Regions from separate parts of the Homo sapiens genome. Here all the other regions are linked to region 5. The links are chromatin contacts, found by Hi-C or POLR2A ChIA-PET in ENCODE. All regions are on one chromosome and are shown on one strand. Each heading gives the region's core, a stretch centred on a gene start or an enhancer-like site at or near the end of the contact. The rest is flanking DNA. Distances are from core to core; before and after follow the strand shown. Region 1 holds the start of TOMM40 (translocase of outer mitochondrial membrane 40). Region 2 holds the start of VASP (vasodilator stimulated phosphoprotein). Region 3 holds the start of LENG9 (leukocyte receptor cluster member 9). Region 4 holds the start of DMWD (DM1 locus, WD repeat containing). Region 5 holds the start of AKT1S1 (AKT1 substrate 1). Region 6 holds the start of SYMPK (symplekin scaffold protein).

Evidence for each region. Hi-C counts contacts between places; a loop is a spot of excess contacts on that map. ChIA-PET counts read pairs that join two places held with the same protein, here RNA polymerase II (POLR2A). Pooled maps may share reads with other maps.
Region 1: a map of CD8-positive, alpha-beta T cell shows a loop between it and region 5 (12-fold over the local background). The contact joins the promoter of TOMM40 here to the promoter of AKT1S1 in region 5. A Hi-C loop is called at or near these places in 2 of 168 maps with a recorded cell type or tissue (CD8-positive, alpha-beta T cell and naive thymus-derived CD4-positive, alpha-beta T cell) and 7 of 50 pooled maps.
Region 2: a loop to region 5 is called in a pooled map, with 13 times the contacts of the local background. The contact joins the promoter of VASP here to the promoter of AKT1S1 in region 5. A Hi-C loop is called at or near these places in 6 of 50 pooled maps.
Region 3: a loop to region 5 is called in a map with no recorded cell type, with 17 times the contacts of the local background. The contact joins the promoter of LENG9 here to the promoter of AKT1S1 in region 5. A Hi-C loop is called at or near these places in 2 of 37 single-sample maps with no recorded cell type and 12 of 50 pooled maps.
Region 4: a pooled map shows a loop between it and region 5 (9-fold over the local background). The contact joins the promoter of DMWD here to the promoter of AKT1S1 in region 5. A Hi-C loop is called at or near these places in 8 of 50 pooled maps. POLR2A ChIA-PET finds 5 or more read pairs at or near these places in 3 of 52 experiments (HEK293T, MCF 10A and naive thymus-derived CD8-positive, alpha-beta T cell).
Region 6: a map of CD8-positive, alpha-beta T cell shows a loop between it and region 5 (23-fold over the local background). The contact joins the promoter of SYMPK here to the promoter of AKT1S1 in region 5. A Hi-C loop is called at or near these places in 1 of 168 maps with a recorded cell type or tissue (CD8-positive, alpha-beta T cell) and 6 of 50 pooled maps. POLR2A ChIA-PET finds 5 or more read pairs at or near these places in 1 of 52 experiments (A549).

Annotation. Positions count from the first base shown.
Region 1 is chr19:44,889,862-44,893,067 of GRCh38, forward strand. TOMM40 (translocase of outer mitochondrial membrane 40) reads left to right here and starts at 1,393. Exons shown (of 9, transcript NM_001128917.2): 1 at 1,393-1,828; 2 at 2,532-2,599; 3 at 2,976-3,068. The coding sequence starts at 1,555. RefSeq lists enhancers at 1-450, 620-779 and a silencer at 1,090-1,729.
Region 2 is chr19:45,505,864-45,509,000 of GRCh38, forward strand. VASP (vasodilator stimulated phosphoprotein) reads left to right here and starts at 1,616. Exons shown (of 13, transcript NM_003370.4): 1 at 1,616-1,913. The coding sequence starts at 1,909. It overlaps LOC107985314 (a long non-coding RNA gene), which reads right to left and starts at 1,511. Exons shown (of 2, transcript XR_007067269.1): 1 at 822-1,511. RefSeq lists silencers at 677-926, 957-1,086, 1,767-1,946, 2,541-2,740 and enhancers at 1,281-2,065, 1,347-1,616.
Region 3 is chr19:54,462,050-54,465,482 of GRCh38, forward strand. It overlaps LENG9 (leukocyte receptor cluster member 9), which reads right to left and starts at 1,729. Exons shown (of 1, transcript NM_001301782.2): 1 at 1-1,729. The coding sequence starts at 1,477. The coding sequence ends at 41. It overlaps CDC42EP5 (CDC42 effector protein 5), which reads right to left. Exons shown (of 3, transcript NM_145057.4): 3 at 2,977-3,433. The coding sequence ends at 3,052.
Region 4 is chr19:45,790,925-45,794,194 of GRCh38, forward strand. DMWD (DM1 locus, WD repeat containing) reads right to left here and starts at 1,921. Exons shown (of 5, transcript NM_004943.2): 1 at 1,392-1,921; 2 at 1-163. The coding sequence starts at 1,832. RefSeq lists enhancers at 292-351, 372-421 and a silencer at 1,570-2,049.
Region 5 is chr19:49,876,105-49,879,424 of GRCh38, forward strand. It overlaps AKT1S1 (AKT1 substrate 1), which reads right to left and starts at 1,251. Exons shown (of 5, transcript NM_001098633.4): 1 at 1,133-1,251. It overlaps TBC1D17 (TBC1 domain family member 17), which reads left to right and starts at 1,598. Exons shown (of 17, transcript NM_024682.3): 1 at 1,598-1,640; 2 at 2,039-2,137; 3 at 2,394-2,468. The coding sequence starts at 1,620. RefSeq lists enhancers at 1-831, 415-1,054, 1,235-1,574, 1,792-2,751 and a silencer at 1,795-2,084.
Region 6 is chr19:45,861,525-45,864,768 of GRCh38, forward strand. It overlaps SYMPK (symplekin scaffold protein), which reads right to left and starts at 1,623. Exons shown (of 27, transcript NM_004819.3): 1 at 1,534-1,623. It overlaps FOXA3 (forkhead box A3), which reads left to right and starts at 2,802. Exons shown (of 2, transcript NM_004497.3): 1 at 2,802-3,001. The coding sequence starts at 2,933. RefSeq lists enhancers at 648-1,286, 1,538-1,947 and a silencer at 2,588-2,997.

The DNA of each region.
Region 1 (3,206 bases), core at 143-2,642, 5.0 Mb before region 5:
CTTCGGGAAACTGAGGCGGGAAGCTCGACTGAGTCCAGGAGTTAAGAGACCAGCCTGGGAAACACAGTGAGACCCCGCCTCTACGAAAGTTAGCCGGGCGTGGTGGCACGCACCTGTAGTTCAGCTACTCTGGAGGCTGAGGTAGGAGGATCGATTGAGGCCAGAAGTTCAAGGCTGCAGTAAGCTATGATGGCGCCACTGCACTCCAGCCTGAGTGACAGAGTCCAACCTTGTCTTTAAAAAAATAAAAATTAAAAAAGCAGTAACGAAAGTATAAGAGGCTCAAGTTTAATGAATAAACGGCAAGTAAAAGTAGACTAAAGGCAAAATCATGAATAATGTTGTAATAGGAGCCCAAGGCATGACGGATAATAAACCTGAATGAATGGGCCAGAGGCAGAGTGATGAATAATGGAAAAATAGGGACCGGGGGCAAGGGAGGTAACGGACAGGAGTTCATGGATCCAAAACATGATGGCTAATTAGAGAAGGGCCGGAAGAACGACGAAAGTGAGCAGGCAGGCTGGAGCTAAAAGTAGTCTGGGCAATGAAGCTCAAATGAATGGGGCAGAGGCATGATGGGTAATGGGAGAGGAATGAATGGGCCAAAGATAGAAGCCGCAGTGACGCGAGGAACAAGAGGCATGATGGGTAACGAAAGGGGTGGGTCTAAGGCAACTGTTTCGCTAAGAGGTGATGAGGGCATTGTGGGTAACGAGGAGCAGCGCAGGGTTCGCAGAACAGATTAGAATTCTCCCGAGGCACTCTGGGAAGGGCCAGCACTTCCGGTTTTAGGTCGGCTACTCCGAACCAGAGGTGGGGTGGGGGCCCGGCTGCCGCGGTGCCTGGTGGGACGCGAGGCCTGACCTTGCTGCCTAGCCGCCTCTGCCGCGCAACCCACCTTTACCTGTCCTTCGACCCTGGAACGTTAGCCAATGAGAGTACCAAGCTGATACGCCACCAAGGTCGACCCCGTACACGCTGGAGCCAATCAAAATGCTGCAAGGGTCAAAGCCGACCAATTATCACAGCAACCTCGCCGCGGGGCGGAATCAAAAGAGGGCCTCCTCCAGGAGAGAGGCGGGGCGATGCCTCAGCGGGCGTGGCAAAATGCTCAGCACAGACCAATGGCGGGTTAGCACCGGAACCCGCGGCGACGCGAGCCAATAGGCGCAGGCGCTGCGAGCCAATGGGAAGGGTGGGAGGGGCGCCGTGGCTACCCTGCGAGTGAGAACCAATACAAAAGGACATTTCAGGGAAAGTGGGCGGGACTTTATGCACAAGTCCAATGGGAAGACCGAGTCTTGACGCTGGTGGGCGGGCCTCAGGGCACACTAAACCAATGGGCTAGGTGGGGCGGGGCGACGGTGGTGGCGGCGGCGGCAGCGGGTTCGGTTGCGCGTGGCGCACGGGGTGGGAGCGGAGCCCAGGCCGGGAGCAGGCGCCGCCGCCAGTGAGAACCGGGGCCGGAGCCGGGTGCGGATTTGCTGGGGCTGAGTCGGGGGCGCGCGGGCCCTGACCTCTGCCCTCTGACCTCTCCCCTAGCAGGCGACCATGGGGAACGTGTTGGCTGCCAGCTCGCCGCCCGCAGGGCCGCCACCGCCGCCTGCGCCGGCCCTCGTGGGGCTGCCGCCACCTCCGCCCTCGCCGCCGGGCTTCACGCTGCCGCCGCTGGGAGGCAGCCTGGGCGCCGGCACCAGTACGAGTCGAAGTTCGGAACGGACCCCCGGGGCTGCAACCGCCAGCGCCTCAGGGGCCGCCGAGGATGGGGCCTGCGGCTGCCTGCCCAACCCGGGCACATTCGAGGAGTGCCACCGGAAGTGCAAGGGTGAGGGGCGAGGGGCCCCCGCTGGGCTGCGATGGCCTGGATCTCGGGGGAAGGGGGAGGACACTGGGGACTCTGGGATTTGGCGCGCACCATTGGAATTATTTAACAGCACTAGGAGGTGATGTTGGGATCGAATGGTGGAACGTTGGACTTGGGGCTTAGAATGATGGAATCAAATGCTGGAAACGGGATGGAATGTCATAGCAGTAGAGAAAAGCCTTTAGGGACCTGAGGAGCCCCGGGATCAGCCAAGCCAGACTTCTCTTGTGATCGGGAAGGCAACTGAGGCCCAAGGTCACGGTGTCAGCAAGGTGTCAGCGAGGTTCCTTGGGTATGGGACCCAAAGCCTCCGGATCCCAGCCTGGAGCAATTAGAGTAGTAGTAGTGGTGGAGATTTATGGAGTTCTGTTCTGGTGTTCATTATACGTTAACTCATTAGATCCTTGGGACAATTCTGTGTGGTGAGGGTCCCATCTTTCAGATGATGAGTTTGACCTAAAGTTGCTCAGCTTGGTGGCAGTGAGATTTGAGCAAGCAAAGGCCCTGGCCCTGTCTAACTAGGCTGTACTGCCTCTTTACAGGTGGAATCCTTTGTGAGATGTTCTGCTGTGGGTCTCTGGAGAGAGCTGGGGGTGGTAGGGAAGGAAGAGATGAGAGTTGGTGTGGGGTTGGAGTGGAGTGTGACAGCGTTTCTCTTCTCCAGAGCTGTTTCCCATTCAGATGGAGGGTGTCAAGCTCACAGTCAACAAAGGGTTGAGTAACCATTTTCAGGTGAGCCTTCCTGGTGTCCTTACCCACCAGAGATCGTCCCCGCCGTCCCCCTCCCTGCATCTGCACACTCGGCCCAATTACTCCTCCCTCAAGAGCTGGGCTCCCTGATACTTGAAAAGACTCGGAGATATAGTGCCAGACTGACTACTCAGTTTGGGGACCTAGAATCCAGAGGTACTGTCTCCCCATAGCAGCTAGGCTGGAGTGAAGGAACAGGTCTGTGGGCCTACCGGCAGCACCTCCTTTCTCTGAGTCTCTTAGTCAGGCCGTGCCTCCCAGTCTTCATCCCCTGCCCAGCCCAGAGACCTTGTCCTTGCCCTCTTCAGTGGGCAAGCCTATCTGTCCAGTATCGTCACAGCTCTCGCTTTCCTTCCAGGTCAACCACACAGTAGCCCTCAGCACAATCGGGGAGTCCAACTACCACTTCGGGGTCACATATGTGGGGACAAAGCAGCTGAGTCCCACAGAGGTGAGCTTCCTTTTTCATCCATTCATTGTATCCTTCTAATAACAAATTTGTAGCCAAATGTCAAGCTAAGACGGCCTCATCAGGAAAAGGTCACAGCTACCGAGAGCCTGGAGATGGGGATTGCATCTCTCCGAGGTG
Region 2 (3,137 bases), core at 366-2,865, 4.4 Mb before region 5:
CAGATCACCTGAGGTCATAAGTTTGAGACCAGCCTGGCCAACATGGTGAAATCCCATCTCTACTAAAAATACAAAAATTAGTTGGGCTTGGTGGCCCGTGCCTGTAATCCCAGCTACTTTAGGAGGGTGAGGCAGGAGAATTGCTTGAACCCAGGAGGGGGAGGTTGCAGTAAGCGGGGATCGAGCCAGCGCCCTCCAGCCTGGGTGACAGCGAGAGACTACATCTCAAAAAAAAAAAAAGAAAAAAAGAAATTTAGTCTACCCATTCTCCCAGACAACTCAGCCTGAGGAAACACACTGAGAAACAATGATAACCTCCGAGGAACAGGGTTCAAGGTCTCCCAGAGTGGGGTGGAGAAGGGGAGGGGAATTAATGTCAAAGCTTGGCCTGGAAGGATGACGTGCTCCCCAGGTAAAGGAGGTCAGGACAACATCAACATCCGGACATGGGACTCGGCTTGGACATACGCTGGAAAAGTGGATTCTCTCACATAGTCAGCTGGCCCTGAGAATTGTTGGTTTTACACTCAGACCTTGGTGGCTTTCCGGGTTCTGGGGGCTCAGGCAAGAGGGCCATAGGCCAGATTCATTCCCTGTCTCCAGGCCTCAGTTTACCCGTGTGTAAATGTGGAACTAACTGATTTCCCAGGGCTCGGGCGCCTCACCCGGGCCAGGTGGCGCTCTACCCAAGGGGCGCGACCAAATCAGTGACGTCACTCGGGGCGGGGCCGGCAAGACACGCTGCGGAAGCCTCAGAGGGTGTCTGGGCTCAGCCCGGAGCCGGCGTGTGGGGGCGGGGGCTCCCGGGAGGGTCTCCTCACCTCCGGGCCCTCCTGAGGGCTGGGATGATCCTGCTGTCCTCCGCAGGCGAAACTGAGTCAGAGCGGGGCGTGCGTGGGCCGGAGGCTTTACACACCAAAGAAGCCGGCGCCTCCTGCCCACCCCGGGCGAATGCCGGGCCCCCCACTCCCGCACTCCTCGCCAGTCCCCACCTCCACCCCACCCCACCCCCGACCCTGCGGCTGTGAGTCAGCGACCGACCGCGCCCCCTTGGCCCACTTCCTCCTCACCTTCCCGGGGCGGGCGGGGTGGGGTGAGAGGGGTTGGGCCCTACTCCCCCGACTTCCACTCCCGTGCGGGTGGGGGTCTCGCCCCCTTAGTAACCTCTCCGAAATTGACAGAAGAGAAACGCTGGGGAGGGGCGGTGTTCCGAAGATGGGATTTCAGGGAGAAAATCTGAGACCACTTGCTTAACTTGAGGGTCCTCCTCGACCCCCAAAATTGAGCGGAGTACGAGATGGAGAAGTCGATGGGGAAAGAAATCGCGCCCCTTCCGAGACCCTCCTCAGAATTCCCACAGTGGGAGCGAACTAGGAAGCAAGGGAGGTCCCCTTCCCCTTCACCAACTTGCCCCTCAGGTGGGGGTGATTCCCAGGGTGCACCCCTGGGCTACAACATTGGGGAGAGGAGCGAGATCGCGGAAGCCGAGGGTGCAGAGTTGCCCTTTTAAGCGCCCTCCACCCCCTCGCCTGGAGGCGCACGCGGCCCCTTTAAGGCGCGGGGCATTGTGGGTGCGGGGAGTGGAATTTTGGAACGAAATGTAACGAAGAGAAGTACAGTAGTAAGAGTAACACTGTAGCCGCCACCGGCAAGGGGTGCGCGCTGGGGAGCGGACGCTGCATCCCCTTTCTGCTGCAGGAACCTCTCATCAGACCGCCTGAGGGAAGCGGCGCCCGGAGACCCGCCCCGGCCCGGTCCACATTCTCCCCAGGAAGCCGGACTCTATGGGGCGGGACCCTGGGGGAGCCTGAGCCGAGCCCGGAGCCAGCCCCGAACCCCTGAACCTCCAGCCAGGGGCGCCCCGGGAGCAGCCAGCCCGTGGGCGAGCCGCCCGCCCGCCGAGCAGCCATGAGGTGAGCCGGACCTGCCCCCCGACCCGTCCCCGCCCGGGCGGGCTCCGCGCCCCGCCTTTGTCCCCCTCCCCCCCAGCTAGCTCCGGGCTGGAATTTGGGGACAGATCCTTGGGAGCCTCGGATTTGAGCTGAATCCCCTTGGACGCGCCCCAGAACCGTCGATCACTTCTCCACGACTGACTCCCCAAGCTCGGGGGGTGGTGGCGGTGAGGTTCTCCTGGGAGCCCTCAAGATTTGGGGGCGCTCGGAGGACTCCCGAATTGTTAAGACTTTTTTTAGAGGACCTCAAAGTTGGCAGCGACTCCCCGCAGGGATGCCAGGATTGAGGCAGGGCTCAGACTCTCCTCCCCCTCCCCCCAGACTTCAGCTCGAGGTCCGGGAAGGATTGTGGGGGACCGATTTGGGATACCCTGGGACTTGGAAGAGAGACTGAGACTCAGACCCTGGGTGTGCAGGTCCCCCGTTTACTTGGTGCTGGAAAAAGTCTCCCCAAGTGGGACCGCGCTCCATAACTTCGGGGGTACTTCTTAATCCCCTGGATTTTGGGGGTCACTTAGGTCTTCCTGTGGAGGAGGCTGGTGTGAACCGATCCAGGGACCTGGACGCAGCCTCCAGAGTCTGGTGGGACCCCCCCCTTCCCCGTCGCTCCGCACACAATCTGCTTAACTGGCCGTGCCTAGGACCGAGCGGGCGCTCGGAGCAGAGGGCGGCTCCCCGCCTCCGGCCATAAGGGCGGCCCGGCTCCCCCACCTGCGCGGCCCTGGAGAGGGAGGGGGCGCGGCAGCTGGGGGAAGGGGGCCTTTGTCTTCCTGACTCACCTGTCGAGACAGCTGGTGTGGGGGGCGGGCACCAAGCGCTGTAGGCCGGCTGCCTTCCCCACCACGGCCCCTCCCCCTTTGCTCACCGTCCCCCTATCCACCCGGAGCCTTGGGGTTGGAGGAGGGGGAGCTGGAAAGCTTCAAGGTCATAGCCCTCTTCCCTAGGGACCCAGGCTTCCCAGATAATTCCAGCTATCTTCCCAGGAATTTAATCCTGGGGGTGGCGGCCCAAGGGACCCAGGGATTTGGTCTGGCCGGGGCCTCCCCCGAACTCCTGGGCTCACCTGAGGGCGGGGCCAGTGTGGGCAGGGGGGCCCAACCATCCCCCCTATTCTTCCCTCCCCTGGCCCCCCATAATCTCTCCCATGGGGCCAGAGCCTGACAATACTATCTCCCTTCCTCTACT
Region 3 (3,433 bases), core at 479-2,978, 4.6 Mb after region 5:
GCTGTTTGCATCCATTGTCTCCTCCAGAGGTCTGGGGGTGTCACTCCAGGGGGATCTCAGCCAGGGGCTGGAAAGGCCCCCCTGTCCTCCCTATACGGCACAGCCAGAGTGTCTGCAGGGGCTGGCACCCCACTTCCTGGCTGAGGGTGAACTCCAGCTTGGGGAGGTGGACCTGGGAACCATGGGGCACCTTGGCCACGGTGAGGTGGGGGTGCAGCTGCCCTGGAGACTGTAGTGTACTCAGCCCCTCGGCTTCCAGCCTCTGGCTCAGCACTTGTGCCATGCTTTCCAGTGTGGGAGAGGGTGGGGCACACAGCACATGCGGGCCCAGGAGGACCAGCTTTCTAAAGCTCAGCCGAGGGGGTGCATTTAGCCCCGGGGCCAAGAGGGCCCGTCTCAGAGCTCCAATGGCAGCGGCCTCCTCCCCAGCGCCTGCCAGTCGCAGCAGGGCCAGGGTCAGGTGTAGGTTCTGAGAGGGCACTAGGAAGTTGGCGCAGTGTGGGGCCACGTGGACCAGGTATTCCTGGGCCTTGGTCACTTCTGCTTGTAGCCCAGGCTCGGTCACCATGAGGGCCACAAAATGTGTGGGGCGCGGTTGGCAAGGGGCTGCAACACTAAGGCGGGCCCTTTTGTCCTCGGGCCAGGCCGCAGGACCCCACTCGGCTTCTGTCGTCTCAGCGGAGCCCCCCGGGACTCCCAGGGCCTGTGCTTCCTTGCCCCCCAGCAATGTGGTCCTGGTGGCTGCTGTTGGCTTCAGTGCCTCAGTCACTCCGGCGAGGCGTCCTCTTGGGGCCAGTGTTCCCAAATCAGCAGCTGTGCCCAGCGCCCTCTCCTGGGCCGCCTCCAGCTCTCCGGGTTCCTCCACGCCTGGTTCCTGGTGCCCTGTGCAGAGCGGCCTTGTGCTCCCTCGCTTGGGGGCAGCCTGGGCCTCCTGACCTGTCCCCGCCAGTGTCCACTCGGCACCCTCTGCCCCGTGGGCGCCCTCGGTGTTCGGTGCGTCCAGGATGGTGGGCCCGCGTCCCGCCGCCGAGCCAGAGCCAAAGACGAGGTCGGTGCGCGAGGCGCGGTCCCACACAAGGCGGCCACGGAAGCGGAAGAAGCGCACGCGGTGCTGGGGCACTGCCAGCACGCCCGGCCCGAGCGCCGCCAGCGGCTGGTCCCAGCAAAAGGCGCTGAAGGGCTCCTCGCGCACACCCAGAAAGCGGTCGACGTAGCCCACCGAGAAGTCGGCGGGGTCGAGGCGCGGGTCCCAGCGGATGCGCTGGATGACGTCCGCGGCTGTGCGCAGCGGCGGCTTCTTGGCCCCGGCCTCCGGCTGCGCCTCGCGGCCAGGCGGCGCCGGCGCCCCAGGGTGGGGCTGGCGGCAGCGGGCGCCGAAGCGGCAGCGGCCTTCCAGGAAGAAGCGGCAGGCCGGCGGGGGCGCGGGTTCCGTGGCGGGGGCTTCCTGCGGCAACTCCGGCTCTCTGGCCGCTGCCATGGGTGCGGGGAACTGGCACGCCCGCCGCGCAGACGAGGTCGCCCCGCACGGAGGGCGGCTCCCCTTGGATGCACCGAGCCTCACCCGACAGTGGCGTCAGCGGCCCGCGCTCCGGCCTAGCTCTGGGGACCACGCCGCGTGCCCTCGCGAGGACTCTGGCCCAGTCCCTCCTTGGTGGAGAGCCTGACACCGCTGCTCTGGGACTTCCCGGCTGCGCCCTCCCCCAGCGCCAGGAAAGCAAGCTGCGTAAAGGCTGCGGCAGTCTCGGTCTCCCGGAGCTCTTGGGAGCCTGGCCCCGCCCCTTTCCCGGTGATTGATGTGTGCTGCCTCTTTCTGGGTGATTTACATGTAATGCCCCGCCCCTTTCGGGATGATTACGTGTGCCTCGACCTTTAGGTGATTTACATGTAGTGCCCCGCCCCGTTCCCGGTGATTTACATGTGGTGCCCCGCCCCTTTCCTGGTGATTTACGAGTGCCCCACCCCTTTTAGGTGATTTTTTTTTTTTTTTATGTGTGCCTCTCCCCTTCCCAAGTGATTTACATATGTTCCCCGCTCCTTTCAGGGTAATTTACATGTAATGCCCCGCCCCTTTCCGGGTGATTTACGAGTGCCTCTCCCCTTCTCAAGTGATTTACATGTGTCCCGCCCCGTTCCGGGTGATTTACATGCGTGCCCTGGCCCTTTCCCAGTGATACTTTTGTGCTGCCTCTTTCCGGGTGATTTACGTGTGTGCCTCTCCCCAAGTGATTTACATGTGTGCCCTGTCCGTTTTAAGGTGATTTACATGTGGTGCCCCGCCCCTTTCCGGGTGATTTACCTGTGTCCCATCCCTTTCCCGGTGATTTACATGTGGTGCCCCGCCCCTTTCCCGGTGATACCTGTGTGCCCCGCCCATGAGGGGACGTCTTTAAAGAACCTGGACCCGCCCTCAGTCCAAGTGATTTACATTTGCGGCCCCGCCCCTCTGGGAAACTTACGAGAACCTGGCCCCTCAGTCCAAATCATTTGCATGTTCGGCCCCATCCCTCGGGGGCCTTAAAGAACCAAGATGCCTGCGGACCCTTCCCCCACGGAGACCAGGCCCCTACTGCTCTAAAAGTGTTCTCAGACACTTCCCTCTGCAGCCGCTCCCAGAGTAAACGGCGGCTCCGCCGGGTCGGAGTCCACCTGAGGCGTTCAGGGCCAGAAAGACTCCTGGGGCTGCAGCACTCTGCAGCCCCGCCTCGGCTGGCCCCGCGGTGGCTGAGTCTGGCCCGGCCCCAGGACCACGTCCGGCCGGCGGTGGCGCACAGTATTTGACGAATGGGACTGCGGGAGCCGCCGCCTCTGCAAGGGGCACCGCCTGGCCACGCCCTCGGGCTCTCTTAAAGGAGCCGCACCCCCACCCCAGGGCAATCATCGGACCCGGACCAGGCCTCCGGGTGACACATCCGGCTCTCAGAGGCGCCAGGACCCTATCATTCATCCCTTTCCACGTGCAAAGTGAAAAGTCAGAGCCCGGGCACACACCTTGGCCGTTTATGTATACAGAAGTGGGGTGCCGGGCGGGAAGGGCGCGGGGAATGAGGGAACCTAGAGGCCGATGACGTCGTTCAGCTCGAGGTCCGCGTTGGGGCGGCAGCGGGCCTGGGGGGGCTGCGTCCCGGGGCGGGGTTCCGCGTCGGGCTTGGCGGCAGCCGCCTCCGGGCGCGCCGCGTCCATGACGCCCAGCACCGCGTCCAGCATGGAGGGCCCCAGATCCAGGTGGAAGGACAGCAGCGGGTCGGCAGGCGAGGGCGCTGCGGACTGCGGGACGGCGGGCGGCGGCGGGGAGCGCGGGGCCCCCGCGGGGGGCGCCCGGGGCTCGGGGGGCGGCCCGCCGCCGTGGCGGCTCAGGAACGAGGTGTCCCCGAAGGCGTCGCCGCCGCGCCCCACGTGCAGCGTGTGCCGGAAGTCGCCGAGCGGCGCGGAGATG
Region 4 (3,270 bases), core at 671-3,170, 4.1 Mb before region 5:
TGGTGTCCTTTTTGATGAGATCCAGGTACTGCACTTGACCCGCTGAGAAGCCCACCAGCAGCGAGATGGTCTCGGTGGCAGCAGTGAACTGGTTGAAATCGTGGCAGGTGGGCTGGGTGCCCTTGTAGATCCGCTTGTCAATTGGCTTGTTGAGGTCAATGGACTTGAGGGGTGGGAGAAAAGGAGTTAATGGTGTATGCCACTGAGGAGAAGGAAGAGGATGTTGAGGTTGGGGGAAACCACTAAGAGGAAGCAGGGTTAGAACCCAGAGGGAAGTGGGGAGGTGAGTAGGTGGATTGCGAAGGACGGGGCAACCACAGACGGGAAGGGGACCCAAATCACAGACAAGAGTAGCAAAAAAGATGGTAAGGATCCCCCTTGACCACAGTGCCTCCCCAAAGTTGGGTCACCTCTAATTCAGAGACACCCTTGTCCACATAATCAGGGTTCTGGGTCCACACAGTTCCTAAGCTCCGATTCCTTTTAGCCTCACCACTCCATCCTATAACCTCAGCAACTCCCTTGGGACCTAGTACCACACTATTCCAAGACCCCCAAACCTTGAGGTCACCCAAATTTCCAGGACTCTAAAGCCTAACATCCTAGCATTCTCTTCACTTTGTAGTCCCTAAACCGCCACAGTTCTGGGACCCGTCAAACCTCACGGTCTCCCACATTTTAGGCCCATTTATTACCTAGGGGCTCCGAAGGATCCCCATCATTTCTGGGATCACCATAAACGGCCAGGGTTCTCACCACATCGCTTTAGAGATGTCCTGAATCACACCTGCAGATTCCCCTGCCAGGGCCTCTCATTCCCTTGAGAGCTCCCATCAGCTTCCGGACGCTCATCTCCTCCAGGACCCTCATGACTTCCAGACCCCAATTTTCTCTAGAATCCCATTCAGCTTCTGGATCCCCTATCACCTTCAAGGCCCCCATCACTTCTAGACTTCTCCTCATTCCTGGGCTCAATCTCAAGACCCCTCTCCCACACCTCCAGGCTGCAATACTGGGTTCTCCATCACCTCTGGGCTTGCATCACCTCATGATTCCCCATTACCTGCAGAATGCCTGCCACCCCAGAACCCGGGGGATCCCACCTCATCTCAGATACCCCATCATGTCCAATAGTCACCATCCCAGAACTCCTACGCATAACGGGGGTAAAGGGGATTTCCCCCATCACCTCCAAGATGCCTGCCCAGCACCCCGCGGGCCTCTCATCACATTTCAGAATCCTGTACTCCCTCCAATGCTGTCGCCCTACAACGTCCATCACATTTAGAATGCCTATCTCAGGGCCCCATATCAATTCGGGGACCCTCCTATCAGTTCTCTGGAACCTCCATCCTTTCAGCACCCAGGGCCCCACGATGCAGGCCGCTCACCCGTTGGCTCCCACGACGACAGCAGCCTGGGTAGAAATAGAGCTCACGGCCCAAGTTGAAGCAGACGCGGTCTCCCCCCGAGCCCAGCCCCGCGGGCGTGGCGGGCGGCTCCCCGGCCCCGGCGCTGTCCGGCTCCCCGAGGCGCACGAGGCTGAGGCGCACGGCGGGCAGGGCGGGCCCGGGTCCGGGGCCTGCGGGCGGCGGGGACGACGCGGGGCCTGCAGCGCCGGGACCGGAGGCGGAGGCAGGGCCGGGCGGGGGCTGCGGTGGCTGAGGCGGCACCGGAGTCTGGGCGGAAGCCGGACCCGACCTGCGAGCGGCGCCGTCGCCCGGGAGTAGCTTGTAGAAACCCTCGCGCGTGCGGAATTGCGACTTAATCTCCGCGCAGTCCCCCATGGCGGCGCCGGGGCCCGAGCCGCCCTCCGCGCCGCCCGCCGCCATCTTGGGCGCCCCCCGGGCCCCGCCACTGCCGGACTGCCGCCCGCAGCCGGGCCCCCTCCCGGAAGCCGCTGGCCCGCGCCGGAAAAGGTGGGGTCGTCGCCCGGGCAACGCCTCTTCGATTGGCACCCAGATCCGGAGGCGGGACGAATCCCCGCGGTCGCTCGGGTAACGGTGCTGGGACTGTGGGCGGGGCGAGAAGGTGGGCGCGGCCTTTGAGCCTGTGACCGACTTGTGGTTGGCTGCGGGGGCGGAGCCCGCAATGGAAAGAGGCGTGGCCAGTTAGAAAGCTCAAGTCCTTAGCAACCGCGCCCTGGGAACGTTTGCCTAGCAACGGAGGGATTTTTTTTTTTTTTTCCCCCACGACAAAGAAGCCCTCATCCATAGTCCAGCCTTCCCATGAAGTCACAGCCAACCCCAAGTGACCCTGGTCTCTCCTTAGACGCCCAATATACACTCCCCTGACCTCCAGTGTTTCCCACTGACATATTCAAATCCCTGAATGACCACAGCATCTGCTACCATTCTTCCCCACCCTTGGTGACCCACCAAATCCCTGTGTCCCCACACAACTCAGAGGACTTCCTCTGACCCACTATTGATTAATGCTAACTCCAAACATCCTTCATATTTTCCACCAACCTCCAATGTATATTTCCATGATTTTCTTATTTTCAACAACCTCACTTGTCCTCCAAAACCTACCTCTGATTCCCAAATTGTATTGATCCCCACGGTGCCCCAGTGTCCCAGTGATCCACTCGTAACCCAAAGTCTCCCCCTGATCCCAACAGCTCCTACTCATAGCCAGTGCTCCCCATGTCTGCTGAAGCCACCCAGCCCCATCATAGATCTTTCTAGTCTCATGTAGTCAATGGCCTCTACGATTTCTCCCTAGAGTGTCCCAAGGGCATCTCACACTTAAAAAAAAAAATCCTACAATGGTTCGGGCATGGTGGCTCATGCCTGGAATCCGAGAATCCCAGCACTTTGGGAGGCTGAGGTGGGAGGATCGTTTGAGCCCAGGAGATCAAGACTGCTATGAATTCACATCACTGCACTAAAGCCTGGGGGACAGAGTCAGACTCAGTCTCTCTAAAAAAAAAAAAAAAAGAAAGAAAAAAGAATCCTACAATGAAATTGACGTCTTACACCAAATCCTCCACCTCTCTTGCATCCCCACCTTAGGGCTAGCTCTGCCGTCCACTCAGTCAACCAGGCCACAGACCTGGGTGTCTTCCTAGATGTGTACCATTTATCTTCACTCTGCCCCCGCTTACAGCCTCCAAGTCTTTTGCATTCGACCACGTGGAATTCCTCTTTCTCAGTTCCTTGTTCTCCCTGATCCAAGCTTCTCCTCTACCCAAGCCCTTCCCCCACCCCCACATCAACCGTGTCTCTTGGTCTCCCAGATTTCTGTCTCACCCCCACTTCCACCTTT
Region 5 (3,320 bases), core at 1-2,500:
CCCACACCCCAAGATGTGAGGAACCTGAGCATGAACGCGGTAGCCATGGGGTGAGCGCCTGGGGCCACGCTCAGCTGCCCCGAGACCTCCCAACCTCGCCCGGGGTCCAGGGAGGACCCACTGGTCTAGGAAGAAAACAGGAAATCCCGCCCAGACGGAGGCCAGGACCGGAAGTCCCGCCTTTGGACGGGTGAGGGGCGCCCCGAGGCCCCCCAAACCATCCCCCGACCCCGTGGACGTGGTCCACGGCCCAGGTAGAGATCCCAGGCGCTCTGGAACCGCAAGGTGAGACTGTCTACGATTTGCCTCAGGTCTGACAGGACGATTCCCACGGGCGACCCCCTTCCAGCGCTCAGCAAAGGATCGCTGGCAGACCTCTGCCCTCTGATCTGTGCAGGCCATACCCCTCCCGTGAGCCGCTCGCCCTCCCAGCGCCCCGCTGCCTCAGGACGGCCAAATCCTCCCCACACCGCGGTTAACAACGCCGCCTCCACTCACGTGCCCGTAGCCAGCATGGCCGGCCCGGCGCCGTCACCGCCCTCAAAAGACATGGCGGCGCCTTGCGTCACGTCCGCGCAGTTGCCCCGCCTCCTCTCCGCACACTCCGCCTCCCTTATCGGGGCCGCCCGAGATCAAGATGGCGGCCACAGGGGCTTCATCCGAACCAGTTGACAAGGGTGACGACAGCTTGCCCCTAAGAAAAATGGCCCCGCCTAGAGCATTTCCATTTGCCCCCAACAATAATGGCCGTCCTCATATGCTCAATCATGACCACAGTAAACGAAGGCAAGCGACCTGACGTCCCTGACCCACAATAAACTTCTTCGACAAAAGTAGAGGAAATCGGTGCTCGTTAACAACATGGCAGCCAACCGGGCTTAATCAGCCCATAGTGTATATTGGCTCTCCCTCCCTCCAACCTGCTCCCATTCGGCACGAAGGCTGGCAAAGATCCAACACGGCAGCATTTCTTGCTTCGGTTTGCCAGGCTTCAAAATGGCGGCTCAGCCCGCTTTCTCGCGACGGTGACTCAGAAATTCGTCCGGGGCCGCTTCGTTTCTGGGGGCACTGACGGCTTCATCCCGTTATCCTGAGTCCCTCAGTGCCTCTTGTGGTGTACAGCTCCTCTCACCTCCTCTTCTCTTATCCGTTCGGCTCTTCCAGCTGTCGCGCCCCGCAGAGAGATGGGACAGCCCCGTATTAACATGGCCTTAGCTGACCGGCTTAGGCCATGCCCTCGAGCAAAATGGTACCTCCTTGGCTTCAATTCCAGTATACAATATGGAGAAGGAAGTGGGCGTTTCAAGGCGTGCTTGCCCCAGGTGGTGCAGCTCTCAGACCCTCCCACTTGTTTACTTCGTGGCGAGAGGGCGAACACTGCGCCTGCGCACTCTCCGTAGCCGGATCCACCTTCAGCGTCTGCGCCACGTGACTCCGATCCACCCTCGAGGTTCCAGTGGAATAACCCCCTTCTGAAAAATGGTTTCACCCGCTCCTTCTCTAGAACGGGTCGGGCCGCTACCACTGTCCGGCCCGGAGGGGAACTGTTTTCTCCGGAAGTGACAACACGCTGACTAGGAAAAGGAGGAGGCGGGGCAGTGGGGCCTTCGGCGGCGACTATGGAAGGAGCCGGCTACAGGGTAAGCACTGAGGACGCATTCCCTCGCTTCAGTGTATGCGAAACGCCCCGTCTAGTGATCAGCTCTTCTCTCAGGCCTTGGCTCTCGAGAATCCGGCACGGCCTTGGCAAACACCGATCTCTTATAAACGCGCCGTCACCCTCCCGTCCACCGCCCCAGGGAAGAACCTCCCATGGCCCCGCCCCCCCGGCTCAGGCGACTCCTTGAGCCCTGCCCCCTGTGGAACGCACGTCAGCATCCGAACGCGGGCTGGACCATTCTCCCCGCCTTGGTCCCGGGGCAATGGCCCTCCCGGCCCCGCCCCCTGAGGGTGGCTCCTCCCTGGGCCCGTCCCTATTGGCTCCCCAGGCTGGTCCCCTCGCTTGGGCCCCAGCCCTCGCTGGTTCCCCCCAACTCAGGTGGTGTTTGAGAAGGGCGGAGTGTACCTGCACACCAGCGCTAAGAAGTATCAGGACCGAGACTCTCTCATCGCTGGTGTCATCCGTGTCGTGGAAAAGGTGCGCTGGGAGGGAGCAGGGCTCGGACCCGCTCCGAGCGGGATGCAGGCGGTCTGGGATGCAGGCGGCAGCTGTAGGAGTTTGGTCTGGCGGTCAGCAGTGGGACCTGAAGAAGGCTGGGTGTGGGAACTGGAATGAGGGGCGGGACTTTGAAAGGCTGAGGGTAGAAACTGGGAAAGTTTGGAAATTTGCAACGGAAAGTTTTGGGAATGTGGTTTGGGGAGCGCCTCTAACCCCGCCTCCCTCCTTACCCTAGGACAATGACGTCCTCCTGCACTGGGCTCCTGTAGAGGAGGCTGGAGATTCCACCCAAATCCTCTTCTCCAAGAAGGTAGGCTCCACCCGCTTTGCCCTTCTCCACTCGCTTTTTTTCTAGGTCCGTGCTGTTGTAAGTCATTTGAGGGACCTGCGTACAATCCCAGACCTACTCGTGGGGCATGTGTGACCCTGTTTAGGCTTGGGTACTCTGCCTCTCCTTTTGCTCCTCTCTGTGAAATGGGCAGAGGATGCCCATTCAAGGAAAAAGAGCAGGGAGCATAAGACGCACGGTCGTGGGGACGGCTGACCCCTCTCTCCCTTTGCTTCTTGGGAGATCCCTGCCAGGGTGCAAGATGTGGATTCGAGTTGCTTGAAGGGAAATGGCATTTCCTCTGGTGCCAGAGGACAGGGCCTGACAGCCTACTCACCCACTTCGTCACTGCTCCCGGCTTTCCCTTCGTTATGTCTCCTGGGACTTCCCATGGCTGGACCCCGTCCTGGGCAATTCTGAGACCCAGAGATAAGTCAGATCCAGACCCACCTAAGCCCTGACCCTTACTCACTTTTTGAGAAACTGATAGATGAGGTCGAAAACGCTAGGAAGTGTTGGAACTTTTTGCACCCAGACAGTCTGATTCCAGATCCCCAACGCTTCCTGGGAGAGCAGACATTTGAGCTGGGACTCCCAGGATATGAAAGGACAAGAAGGTATTTCAGGGACAGCAGAACAACCTTCAAGGCACACGGAGAAGTTGGATGCCTCTGTAGGGGGGTTCTTTAGTGGGGAATGAGACCTCCATTGGAGCTGATGAGTTCCACCCAGGGGCCGGAAGTCAGTCGGCACCCACAGAGCTAGTGACGAGACACTGGAAGGCTGAGCTGACCACCTGCGCTGCCCCAGGGCAGGAGGATGAAGATGAAGATG
Region 6 (3,244 bases), core at 373-2,872, 4.0 Mb before region 5:
GGTCAGGAGTTCAAGACCAGCCTGACCAACATGGTGAAACCCCATCTCTACTAAAAATACAAAAATTAGCCAGGCGTGGTGGTGTGCCTGTAATCCCAGCTACCTGGGAGGCTGAGGCAGGCGAATTGCTTGAACCTGGAAGGCAGAGGTTGCAGTGAGCCGAGATCACGCCACTGCACTCCAGCCTGGGTGACAGAGTGAGACTCTGTCTCAAAAAAAAAAAAAAGGAGCCTACACAGGCCGAGTTTGGTGGCTCAGGCCTGTAATCCCTGCACTTTGGAAGGCTGAGGTGGGCAGATCACTTGAGGTCAGGAGTTCAAGACCAGCCTGGCCAACACAGAGAAACCCCGTCTCTACTAAAAATATAAAAATTACCTGGGTGTGGTGGGGCACGTTTGTAATCCCAGCTACTCGAGAGGCTGGGGTGGGAGAATCACTTGAACCAGGGAGGTGGAGGTTGCAGTGAACTGGGATCGTGCCAGCCTGGGCGACAGAGTGAGACCCTGTCTCAAAAAAAAAAAAAAAGAAAAAGCATATACAATAAACACCAACCTCCACTTCACTTGTTTTCCCTTAATATATGTTGGAGGCCACTATATCAGTGTATAGAGATTTTCATCATTTCCTTTTATCTACCTCATTCCTTTTTAGAGTTGCATAGTATTTTTTATGTGGATGTATTATAGTTTCTTTCAGCCAATCTTCTTATTTAAGAACATTTGGGATGCGTGTAGCCTTTTGCTATGATGAACAGTATCACTGTTTCCCCTTCCCTCTCGATGTACTCGTTAAGAAGTGGTACCCTGCCCCACTGCTACCTAGGAATCTGATGACTACCCTGTTTCCCCAAACTGGCTCTAGGAGTATCTTTTATTCCTTCAACGAACATTAGCTGGGCGTCTCCGGCGTGATTGGCGCTGTGCTGAGAACACAGTGGCGACAGAGACAAACCTAGTCCCTACCTTCATGGAACACACGGTCATAGACATCATAAAACAGCACACAGATAAGAGTCGGATAACAAATTAGACCACACGTGACATGAAGGAACACGGACCGACAAAAGCATTTAACAGGCGGATTTCTGGATGGAGGGCAGGGAAGGAGGGCTTCGCAGAGGAAGTGACGTTGGTGCCGAGACCCGAAGGATGAAATGGGAGTTAGCCAAGCCGAATGGGTAAAAGGATGTTGCAGGCAGAAGGGACAGCCTGTGCAAAATCCCCGAAGCGGGAAAGCGCATGGCAAGTTTAAGGAACCGAAAGGCCAGGGCGGCTGTTAGAGGTGGGGGAAAAAGCAAAGAGGCCGAGTCGAAGCAAGCGAGGTCTGCGGGGCGGTGGCGCCCGGGGGGCCACGTTGGAACTTTGCCTCGAGGGCACTAGGGAGCCAAGGAAGGGTCCTGAGCAAGGGAAGAAACATGGGTCGCGAAAGCCACTGTTCCCCTCTCCCCACGGCGATGCCCTCCCCGCCCGAGCCCCTGCTTCTTTAGGAGCCTCCTCCTTTCGTCTCCGGGCCCAAACGCCGCCTCCCGCTCACCGCAGCTCTGGCCTCCGTTCCCCTCGCGCCCCCTCAGCAGTGCCTCTTCCTACACTCCGCCGCCGCCGCCGCCGCCATCTTCCGTTCGTCGCCGGGAACGGTGCGCACGCGCCACACACCCAGGGCCGCCGGGAAATGGAGTCCAGAGCACAGCCCGACCCCGCCCATGCCTCGTCCCGTGCGAGCGGCATTCTGCCCGCCTCCATACTACGGCGAGCAGACCCTTCATTTCCGGCTCTGGGTCCGGCTAGGCCTTCTGGGAAATGTAGTCCCTTCGGAGGCACCGGGCGGAAAGGGAGCTAGAGCATTCTGGGAAATGGAGTTCTCAGTGGTGCTGAGTCCCTGGACGGCTGGCTGGTCTTGGAGAGTGCGGAGTTCGGGCAGCGAAGCTCCTGGGTCTTGGAGGGGAGGTGGTCTGTTGCCCTAGTGGGGTCTGCGGAGAGGCCCCGATCCCCTCCATCTTTGTTCTTGACCCTTTCAACAGTCTGAAGCATTTCTTTTTCTTTTCTTTTCTTTCTTTCTTTTTTTTTGGAAACGGAGTCCCGCTCTCTCTCCCAGGCTGGACTGCAGTGGCGCGATCTCGGCTCACTGCAACCTCCGCTTCCTAGGTTCAAACGATTCTCCTGCCTCAGCCTCCCGAATAGCTGGGATAACAGGCACGCACCATCACGCCTAGCTAGTTGTTGTATTTTTAATAGAGATGGGGTTTCACCCTGTTGGCCAGGCTGGTCTCAAACTCCTGACCTCAAGTGATTCGTCCGCCCGCCTCGGCCTCCTGCAGTGCTGGAATTACAGGCGTGAGCCACCGCGCCCGGCCAAGTTAAGCATTTCTAGCCGTCGGAAGCCTCAGTCTTCCTGTCTGTCCAATGGGGATGTGATTTCGGGGACCTTTTACGGGTCCTTGTAGTCGCATAGTGGCCCTAGCGTTCTGATTCCCCTTTCTTCCGCCACGGTCATGCAGGGCTCTGGCTCTTCGTCCTCTCCTGCCGAGATGATGAAGCCCCCTGAGGTAGAAAGGCTCCAGAGTTCTGACCTCGGGGCCCTTGGTATCTGCAGCGTCGCTGCGGGCAGCTCCCTCACTCCTGAATCACCCCCAGCTGTCGCGTCCTGGGGCTGCGGCCCCCGGCGCCTGAGGTCTGTCTCCTGGCGATCCCGCAGGGGGCGCCCCAGTCCGAGCGCGCCGCCCTCGGGGAGGCGGGAGGGGAGCCCGGGGCGGGCGAGGGCGGGGGTGTCCCGGCTATAAAGCGTGGCCGCCTCCCGCGGCGCTCGGGACAGCCGTACCCCGGGCGGTCGGACGGGCGGGCGCCGGTGGGAGCTCGGGCCGTGCCCGCTGAGAGATCCAGAGCGCTCCGTTCCCCCGGGGCCGGAGCGGGGGCGGGTGGGGGCGTAAGCCCGGGGGATGCTGGGCTCAGTGAAGATGGAGGCCCATGACCTGGCCGAGTGGAGCTACTACCCGGAGGCGGGCGAGGTGTGTCCTCGGGGATGGCGGAGCGGGAAGTTGGGGGCAGGTATCGGGGTGTGGGCTCACATGGAGCAGGGACTGGTTGTGGGTTCAAATGGAGGCAAAGGCGTCTACTTGGGCAGCTGAGGAACTGGGAACACGGAGACCAGGTGTGGAAGTCGGGGACCGGGGACGAGGCATGGATGGGAGCGCTGTTTGGGCAGCCTCGCCGCGGCCAGGGCTTAAAAATGGAAGTCAGGAAAATTTAGC